Regions from separate parts of the Homo sapiens genome. Here region 1 is linked to region 2. A link is a contact called in ENCODE Hi-C data. All regions are on one chromosome and are shown on one strand. The core of a region is the stretch at or near the end of the contact, and the rest is flanking DNA. Distances in the headings are between cores, read along the strand shown. Region 1 holds the start of DENND5B-AS1 (DENND5B antisense RNA 1). Region 2 holds the start of AMN1-AS1 (AMN1 antisense RNA 1).

The links. Hi-C counts contacts between places; a loop is a spot of excess contacts on that map. Pooled maps may share reads with other maps.
Region 1: a loop to region 2 is called in a map of ascending aorta, with 7 times the contacts of the local background. The contact joins the promoter of DENND5B-AS1 here to the promoter of AMN1-AS1 in region 2. A Hi-C loop is called at or near these places in 6 of 168 maps with a recorded cell type or tissue (B cell, ascending aorta, cardiac septum and 3 more), 7 of 37 single-sample maps with no recorded cell type and 23 of 50 pooled maps.

The regions. Positions count from the first base shown.
Region 1 is chr12:31,587,280-31,592,310 of GRCh38, reverse strand. DENND5B-AS1 (DENND5B antisense RNA 1) reads right to left here and starts at 2,388. Exons shown (of 3, transcript NR_046909.1): 1 at 2,192-2,388. It overlaps DENND5B (DENN domain containing 5B), which reads left to right and starts at 1,175. Exons shown (of 21, transcript NM_144973.4): 1 at 1,175-1,605. The coding sequence starts at 1,479. RefSeq lists enhancers at 365-594, 2,575-2,654 and silencers at 1,025-1,314, 1,385-1,654, 1,805-2,144.
Region 2 is chr12:31,727,729-31,732,248 of GRCh38, reverse strand. It overlaps AMN1-AS1 (AMN1 antisense RNA 1), which reads right to left and starts at 2,984. Exons shown (of 1, transcript NR_198987.1): 1 at 1,045-2,984. It overlaps AMN1 (antagonist of mitotic exit network 1 homolog), which reads left to right and starts at 3,228. Exons shown (of 7, transcript NM_001113402.2): 1 at 3,228-3,278. The coding sequence starts at 3,241. It overlaps LOC105369722 (a long non-coding RNA gene), which reads right to left. Exons shown (of 3, transcript XR_931497.3): 3 at 3,359-3,592. RefSeq lists enhancers at 2,720-2,919, 2,315-2,947, 2,960-3,309 and a silencer at 3,360-3,439.

The DNA.
Region 1 (5,031 bases), core at 1,139-3,638, 140 kb after region 2:
AGGGGTTGCCATGTGGAGATGAATTGCATTCAGTTTTCTATCTTTTAAGTTTTATTTTTACTTACATGGCCGGGCACAGTGGCTTATTATGCCTGTAATCCTAGCACATTTGGGGGCCAAGGCGGGAGGATCACTTGAACCCAGGAGTTTGAGAGCAGCCTGGTCAATACAGTGAGACCCTGTCTCTTAAAAAATTATTTTTTAAATAAATAAATGTTATTTTTTTACTTAGATGGAGACAGAGTCTCCCTCTATTGCCCAGGCTGGTCTTGAACTCCTGGTCTCATGTGATCTTCCTACCTGGGCTTCCCAAAGTGTTGAGTAAATTACAGGTGTGAGCCACTGAGCCCAGCCAGTTTTCTTTCAAAGGAAAAAGAACTGGTTGTCGAGTTCCTTCCGAGAAGGCAAAAGACAGCTGAGCAGGGCAAGAAAGCCGTGCCTTTGGGAGGAGCAGAGTTCATGGTCTAATTCCTGTTGCTTTAGCCTCCGATTGTTACTTGCGGGGAGAGCCGATAACATCGGATGGGTACAGGGCTGCGGAACTGGAGCGCCTTGGCTATTTACACTGACCTGGAAAATGTCAGGATAAATGACAGAAGGCGGGGGTTGGTGACTGCACTCCTTCTAGAAGTCTCAACGCTTTGTGGGTATTGAGTTGTGTTTTTTCCCCCTCACGGTTGACTTGTCACTAAGTCACTAAGGATGGCCTGTAAATGGGGTGACGGCTGGGGGAAGGGAGGACCTTAAAGTGAGACAGGCACCCCCACACAGGTCACAGTTTAAAAGACGATGGTTCAGACCGTTATGCGAAATGATCTCAGAGCGGCTGTTCACCTTCCCCAAAGCTGCATTAAAAGAAATAAGGATGGGTGACAACCCCTTTAGAAGACAGACCCCCACACTGAGGCTAGCCCTCTTATCGGCTGGCCAGGGCGAGGAGGGGTGTGTGCAGGGTCGCCCTCGATGCCGCAGCCGGGGCCAGTGGGCACGAATGCGGCCCCACGCCAGGCTTGGCCTCCGAACCCGCTAGGCGCGCGCGCACGGTAGAAGCGCGCGCCTCCGTCCCTCGCGAGCGCGCCCCCCACCCCTCTCCGTCGCACGCGCCGAGCCCCGGCGCCCCCGCCCGCCCCGCGCTCCCACAGCCCGAGCGCCGCTCAGCTGACCCGCGGGCGCCAGACGCGGCGGCTCTCAGCTCGCGAGCGCAGCTGCGGCTGCGAGGGCCTCTCAGGCCGACACTCCCCCCGCGCCCCTCCCCCACCCGGCCGGGCTCCGGACCCGCCGCGCGCGAGCCCGCGGCCGCTTCCCCCGCGCCGAGCGAGGAGGCAGGCTGCGGCGGCGAGAGGCGGCTGCGCGGCCATGGGCGCGCCAGTGTCGCCCTAGGGCGGGCGCACAGACCACAGCCGGAGCGGTGGTGGCAGCCTCCGCAGAAAGCCTTCCCGGGCGGCGGCGGCGGCGGCCCCTGGAGCAGCGCGGCCGGGATGAGCGGGAGCTGCGCGGCGCCCGGCCCGGGCTCGGGCTCCTCCCCGGCCGCCTGCCGCTTCGCGCACTACTTCGTGCTGTGCGGGATCGACGCGGACAGCGGGCTGGAGCCTGACGAGCTGGCGGGTAAGGCCAGGGCTGCGGCGGCGCTGAGCCCCCTCAGGGGCGCGGGGGACGCTGTGGGGACGCGCGGGAGGCGGGGTGCAGGCTCCAGACAAAGTCAGCTCCCGGTGGCGCCCTCCCGCCGCTTTCTGGCCGAACTGGCGCTCGGGCGCGATTTAATGACATTGTTATTTATTCCGCGTGCGGGCTTTGCGGCTGCGCCCACCGGGGCTTTCGCCTCCAGGCGCTGGGTTATTAATAACAGGCGCGGGGGTGGCCCCAAGGGCACGGACCCCGCCTGGCGCGCCGGCCCCTTCGCTTGCAGCCGCACTCGGAGGCGGCCGGTGAGTCACCGGGCGCGCGGGCTGCCCCCCGACCGCCGTGCCTGCCTCCCACCCGCCAGCCACCCGGCCCCGGCCGCGAAGTTTCGGCCCCGCACGTGACGCGGCTTTCGGGCCTCTTCGGGAGACGGGGAGTCGGACTCAGCTCGGCTCCCGCCGGGGTAGCGTCCGCGGAGGAGCCGGTGGCCGTGCGGAGCGAGCGCGGGGCGGGGACCGGTCGGACTCTGCCCTCTGCGCCGCCTGCCGCTCTGCGGTGCCGGCCAAGTCACCTTTTGGAATCCTGTGGATTTGGCCGCGTCTGGGAGCTGGCAGGGACCTTTGGACGCTCGGGACCCAGCACCGCGCTTTGTTGACACTGCCTACACTGTTCCCGAGTTTAAATTCAGTTGGGTGCACCGTGTGTTAGTGCCTGGTTTTCCCGGAGGGGTACCGGTCCTTCCGCTTGACTCATTTGATGGCGCAGTGCGGGGCTGTGCTGGGCAAACGACGCCGTTAAAAGGGGCCGCTAAAGGGCGATGGGCGGGGGCAGGGCAGCGGAGTGCGCAGTGTCGAGAGGAGGCCGGGGAGAAACAACTGATTTCATTTTTCACGCCTGTTCCTTTCTGCTTGCCTCCGCGGGATCTGAATCTTGATTTGTTGTTGTTGTTAAATGGGTGAGAGAAGTGACATCTACCGCCTGAACTTTGTGTTAAAGACTTAGGTCATAGCCTTTCAGAACAACTTCCTTTGGACAAATAATTCCTTATTGATTGCACTAACGTAAATTTTTCGCTTTTCCTTTGGTGGGGGTGGGGAGACTGGGAAGAATATATTAAATAATAAACAATAGTAAACAAAACTGTTCAGCCTTAAAATACAGTCCCCATCAACCCACGTCTTGGCTATCTTCTTCTTAACTCAGCTTCAGAGCAAAACATTTTCTTTTTTTCATATTCTTCGGAGGTAGAAACACAAAACATTTTCAACAAAAACTGTAAGTCTAGTTTTAGTTAAAAAAAAATTTGGAGAGATAATAGAATACCAAGTTTTTCCGTATGTGTAATTATGTAATCACATTGTTTCTTCAACTAAGATTTCATGTACATGTTAAGAATGGCTTTGTTAAAGGATATGAAGAAAAAATGTCTGCAGAGAGATTTGGAGAGATTCTTCTCGAGATTGGTGAAGGAATATTGTTATTTTTCTAGACTCCTTTCTTCCCTAAAGATCCTAAACATTTGTGGCACCAGGGTCACTTGGAGGCCTTCTGTCAGTGATGACTAATGAAAGGAAAAAAGCCTGTATTTTTCTTTTCCGTTTGCCTACTGAAGCTAAAACTGTACCTTTTAGGTGTGACCTAGGACTCTTTAGGCACAGAGAGAATGATGTTAACAAAACCATCAATTAGACTTTAATGCATTTTTAAGAAACAAACTATGATGTCTCTTTTTGCAAAACTGTGTGAGTGTGGGTGATTGGGATTTCTGCTTCTCATAATATTTAATGTATTCAGGTAATAATGTATTTTGCCTTGTAATATTTCAGTATCATTCATCCAACAGTTTTGAAAGCATCTATCTGTAGTCGGTTTTTTAGGCACTGGGGACAGCTGTGAAGAAAGCAGTCAGAAATCCCTGCCATCATGGAGCATACGTTCTAGTGTAAAGAGATAATGAAAATACAATCATCTCTCCGTAACCATGGGGGATGGATTCTAGAGTGTCCCCCACACCAAAATCCTCGGATGCTGAAGTCTCTTATAATAAAATGTTGTAGCATTTGTATATAACCTATGAACATTTTCCTGTACACTTTGTCATCTCTAGATTACTTACAATACCTGTTACGTTGTAATGTTATGTAAATAGTTGTTATACTGTATTGTTTAGGGAATAATGACAAGAAAAGAAGTCTGTACATGTTCAGTACAGATGCAACCATTGTAGGCCTAACTACATTTTCAATCTGTGCTTGGTTGAATCTGTGGATGCGGAGTCCACGTGAAGTGCCGACTGTATATAGTTCTCCAGATGTTAATAAGTGCTATGAGGAAAAATAAAGCAGGGGAGTGGATTTAGGGACATGCCAGCAGAGTGGTGGGATGGTGGGGTTGTGATTTTAAATAAGATGGTTAGGGAAGGCCTCACAGGGAGGGTGACATTTGAACAGAGCCTTGAAGGACATGAGGAAGCAGGCCAGATGGATCACCTGGGGGCACAGCATTGCACGCAGAAGAAACAGCAAGTGCGAAGACCCTGAGTGGGACAGTCACTAGTTTGTGCTGGTAACAGCAAGGAGTCCAGTATGGCTGGAGCTGAGGGAGAGGGAGAGTAGTAGGTAAGATCAAAGAGAAAGGGCAGGGGAGATTGTATAGGGCCTCATGCAGTTTTTAGGCTTTTAACTCTGAGATGGGAAAGTATTGGAAGGTTTTGAGCAGAGTAATGACAAGATCTGATGTGCCTTCTAAAATGACTGTTGTGGCTGCCATGTTGGGTAGACTATATCAGGGCAGGGGTAGAGGCAAGAGACCAGTTAGGGAGCTCTTTCAGTATTTGAGGTGAGAGGCTGGATGCTGTGGCTCACGCCTATAATCCTAGCACTTTGGAAGGCCGAGGCAGGTGGATCACTTGAGGTCAGGAGTTCAAGACCAGCCTGGCCAATATGGTGAAACCACATCTCACCTGAAAATACAAAAAGCTGGGCGTGGTGGCACATGCCTGTAATATCCCAGTTACTCTGGAGGCTGAGGCAGGAGAATCGCTTGAACCCAGGAGGTGGAGGTTGCAGTGAGCTGAGATCGTGCCACTGCACTCCAGCCTGGGCAACAGAGGGAGACTCTGTCTCAAAAAAAAAAAAAAAAAAAAAAAAAAAAAAAAAAAAAAAGGTATTTGTGGTGAGAGAAGTTGTTGGCTTGGTGAAGCAGCAGGAAGGACTCAGATTCTAGATAGATGTTGAAGGTAGGCCCAACGAGATTTGCTGATGATTTATATGAATATGTATGAATTCTATGAATATGGTAGTCATATTCAAAGAAGTGATCAAAGATGACTCCAAGATTTTGGGGCTGAACAATTATAAACTTCTCTCCTGAAATAGGAAGACTGATGGAGAATCAGACTGGAAATCAGTT
Region 2 (4,520 bases), core at 1,735-4,234:
CTATATTAAAGTGGGCACAGCAAACAGAGAGGAGAAAAGGAAAATATCTTGCCCTTAGCCTAACCCTGCCTACAAATCACTTACCATACACTAGAAAAGACTTTCATTCCCAATAACTTTGCATTCAAAGATAAACCATGAATAGCGGGAACCTCCTAAAAGCCTTGACTAACGGGAAATCCTAAAAGCTTTGCCTCCAGAGATAAGCCACAAAAACAAGAACATCCTGTTTTCCTTACCACAAAACAGGAACATCTTGTTCTTATCCAATTGGAATGAACTGCCATATCTGAGCTATAAATATCTGCCATTTCATCTGAGCTATAAATTCCTCTATTCTATTTAGCGAGCCACTCTCTGAAAGTCTGATTTTCTTGAACTGCAAGTAAAAATGTCTCTCTGTGCTCATATTTGTCTTTGATTTTTATTTTGACATAGGGTTCCTGAACTGATTTTTGGGGGGGGGAATCCTGAAGTTGGACGCACCCAGGGCTGGCTTCATGGGTGGGCAAAATGTGCAGTCACACGGGCCCCACTCTGGGTTTAGTGCTCTGCTATCACCATCTTAAAATTCGTAATTTCTTTGTTTTTTTTGAGGTAGAGTCTCACTCTTGTTGCCCAGGCTGGAGTACAGTGGTGTGATCTCGGCTCAGTGCAACCTCCGCCTCCTGGGTTCAAGCAATTCTCCTGCCTCAGCCTCCTGAGTAGCTGGGATTACAGGCACCTGCCACCACGCCCAGCTAATTTTTTTGTACTTTTAGTAGAGTTTCTCCATATTGCCCAGGCTGGTCTCGAACTCCTAACCTCAGCTGATCCGCCCACCTTGGCCTCCCAAAGTGCTGGGATTACAGGCGTGAGGCATGTGCATTTTAGCTTTCTAGATCAGGTGAGGGCACATGGACAAATGGCTCAAGGGTCAAATCCAGTCCACTGTCTGTTTTTGTATAGCTTGCAACTTAAGGATGGCTTTTACATTTTTCAGTGGCTGAAAAAGATCAAAAGATGAGTATTTCATGACAGTTGAAAATTACATAAAATTCAAACTTCAGTGTTTAGGATAAGGTTTTATTGGAACAGAGACCCACCCATTCATACTGTCTATGGCTAATTTTAAGATACAAGTTGAATAGCTGTGACCAAGCCAGCATGACCCACAAAACCTAAAATATTTCTTGTTTGGCTCTGGGAAGCTAAAAGACAACAAAGAAAGAATTCTCCAAAGATACTGAGTTTCTTTGGGAGTGAACAAAAAGAATTATAATCCAAGATGTACAGCTATGGCAAGCCACGGGTCTGGAGAAGGGAAGAATAGGGGGAAGATTTTACTGGTAAAGGAGGGAAGTTCACATAAACTCTTGGAAACTAAGTTGATTGGTTCCCAAGGCTCAAATCAAGAATTGGAGTCCGTTCATTGGTGGAGGTCCTGCTGCTGGGCCAAACGTCCTTTCGACAGTATCTTATCTGAACTGCTGCAGTTTTAAAGAATATTTAGCAATAAATCTTGTCATAGAAATGTGCGCATATTTGCAAAACAAGCAAGTTGTGCAAAACATTAAATGCATGAAAGATGTGAAGAAATTGTGGGTTTTTTGGTTTATTTTTTAAAGTCCTTGAGGCAGTTCGTTCTTTCTTTTTTTTTTTTTTTGAGACGGAGTCTTGCTCTGTCGCCCAGGCTGGAGTGCAGTGGCACGATCTCGGCTCACTATAACCTCCTCCGAGTTCAAGCGATTCTCCTGCCTCAGCCTCCTCAGTAGCTGGGATTACAGGCGCCCGCCACCACACCCAGTTTTTTTTTTTTTTTTTTGTATTTTTAGTAGAGACGGGAATTTCACCACGTTGGCCAGGCTGGTCTCAAACTCCTGACCTCGTGATCCGCCCGCCTCGGCCTCCCAAAGTACTAGGATTACAGGTGTGAGCCACCGCGTCTGGCCTTGAGACAGTTCTTATCTCAGACATACAAGCATGAGTTTCCTTCCTTTCTGGTCTCTAGGCTCCAATTTGTCTGGGTCTGACAATAGTTACTTCTCCTGGAATCTGCAACTTTCAGAGCACTTTATGGAAAAAGTCGGCCAACCCCTGCCCTACACTCACTCTTGATCACTCTCCAGTGTAGCCATCCCAAACTATTTGCAGACCACCCTTTTCTCTCTGATCTGTATCCCACCCCCATGGGTGCTTCCATAGAACTAACCCCATCTAAGCATTTAACAGTTATTCTAATTGCCCTTTTACTTGTCTGACCCAAGTGTTCGCCACTCAATCCTCAGCACCCAGCACGATCCCTAGCCCTCGTTCAGCGCTTAATAAATCCATGTTGATTCAATGTGTAGCATCCTGAACAGGCAACAGCAGTGGGTTCCAACTTTCAAGGAGCTTAAAAAAGGAACTCAGCATACAAACAACAGACTAATCTACAAGGAAGAATGAGGGGGGTGGAGGGAGCACTAAAAAGCAGCAAGTACTCTGCAGCAGAACCAAAGATAAAATTCCACCTAAAGGTGCCCTTTCTTCAGGATCCTTCCTAATTTGAATACAGGTTCCCTTCTCCTCCATGACGAAATTCTTAGTGAGGTTACTTGTTGGTACGCAGTGTCCTCATCTGTAAAATAAGGCTAAATAATTACGATTTCACCGGATTATAATGAATATGGTTAAGTATTGAACTAAGGCCTAGAAAGCACGTAGCTCAGTGCACGCTTCCTAGAAAGTGCTCAGTAAACTCGGATCCTCTAACACGCTCCGTTTGATGTTAATGGAGTCCGTATCCGAGCGGGTCTCCAGTGTGCATCGCCAAGGGTATGGCCCAGCATCCAACGCATCCTTTTAGTAAGAGTAGCGACTTCTCAGCGCTCCCTTCGCCCCAGGAGAGTTCTCGGCTCGCGGCGTCGCGGCGGGGCTGCGCGCTGGGCTGAACTCCCAAGAAACCTCCTGCAGCTGAACCGGAGCAGACGCCCGCCAGGTGAAAGAACTACAACTCCCGTCACGTTGCATCCGAGTTTAGGGCCTCTTTATAGTTTATCACACCCAGCCTCTTCCGCGCAGCCCTCAGTGGCTCCGCCCCAAAGGGGGCTCTCTTCTTTCCTTGTGGAGTCCGAAGCGTGGCCACGCCCCGGTCACCGGAAAAATCCGTGTGACGTCACAAAAACCTACGCGTCGCGCGGTGGGCGGGAGTTGGCGGACGGTCCCTGGCTGGGTTCTGGAGGCCCTGGGACCGCGGAAGAGGCTTCAGACGCTGCAGCGATGCCTCGCCCACGGCGGGTCAGTCAGCTCCTGGATCTGTGAGTCTACCCTGTCCCGCCTCCCTTCGCGCCGCCCCAGCACCTCCTCCAAACGGCCAGGCCCTGCGCTGCTCTTCCTCCCCGCCCCTTTCCCACCCCCCCCGCCGACCTCTGAAGAGGCCCCGCGTGTGTTTCTGTCCCTGGGTTCCTGATCTGTCGTTTCCTGGCTGAGGACAGTTGTGCAAAGTGGGTCTCTTGGCGGGCTTGCCCCTCCAACACTCCGCTGCGCGATGAGCGTCCATTCCTCCGTCAGCCTTGACAGCTCGGCGCCCCGGCTGTTACTGGCAGTGGCCTCTCTCTTAGCAGCTAAAAGCCTTGGTAGAAAAAAACACAACGCTAGATGAGGTTCTCAAAAGCTTCTAGCAGAATTCCACCCCTGTAACTGGAATAAACATTGACAGACCCTGGGATAAAGGTAACAAAGTGGTTAAGACCACGGATCCCTGGCTGAGATTGCTGGGTTCAGCCCCCGGCTCTGCCATTCACCAGCCACGTGACCATGGACCGGTAACGTAACCTCTCCCTGTGCCTAGGTTCTTTATCTATAAAATTTTTGTGATAATAGCACCCATCACATGGAGTTGTCCTGAGGGATAAATTTAAAACATGTAAAACCCTTATAAGGATGCCCAGCAAATAATAAACACCACTAAGTGTTATTGTTATTATTATTTCCTACCAGAAATTGTACGGAAATGGAAGTTACAAGGGCAATTGCGTCTCTCCAGGAGCTTTCAGTCCGTTAATATTGCCATGTAAAAAATAGACATCTTAAGGATAAGGAGAACAATCTCCTTAATCTACTGAAGGCTTTCTGAAACAATGGCATCTGATATTTTACATTAAACTTGGGAGGCCGAGGTGGGAGAACTGCTTGAGCTCAGGAGTTCGAGACCAGCCTGGGCAACGTGGCGAAACCCCGCCTCTACTAAAGATACAAAAATTATCTGGGCACGGTGGTTCACGCCTGTAATCCCAGCACTTTGGGAGGCCGAGGCACTTGAGATCAGGAGAGTTGGAGACCAGCCTAGCCAGCACGGCAAAACCGCGGCATGTACTAAAAATACAAAAATTAGCCAGGAGTAGTAGTGGCGCCGGTAGTCCCAGCTACTCTGGAGGCTGAGGCAGGAGAATCGCCTCAACCCAGGAGGCAGAGGTTGCAGTGAGCTGAGATCGCGCCACTGCACGCCTAGGCTGCTAGGCGACAGAGCGAGACTGTCTCAAAAAAATAAAATAAATAAC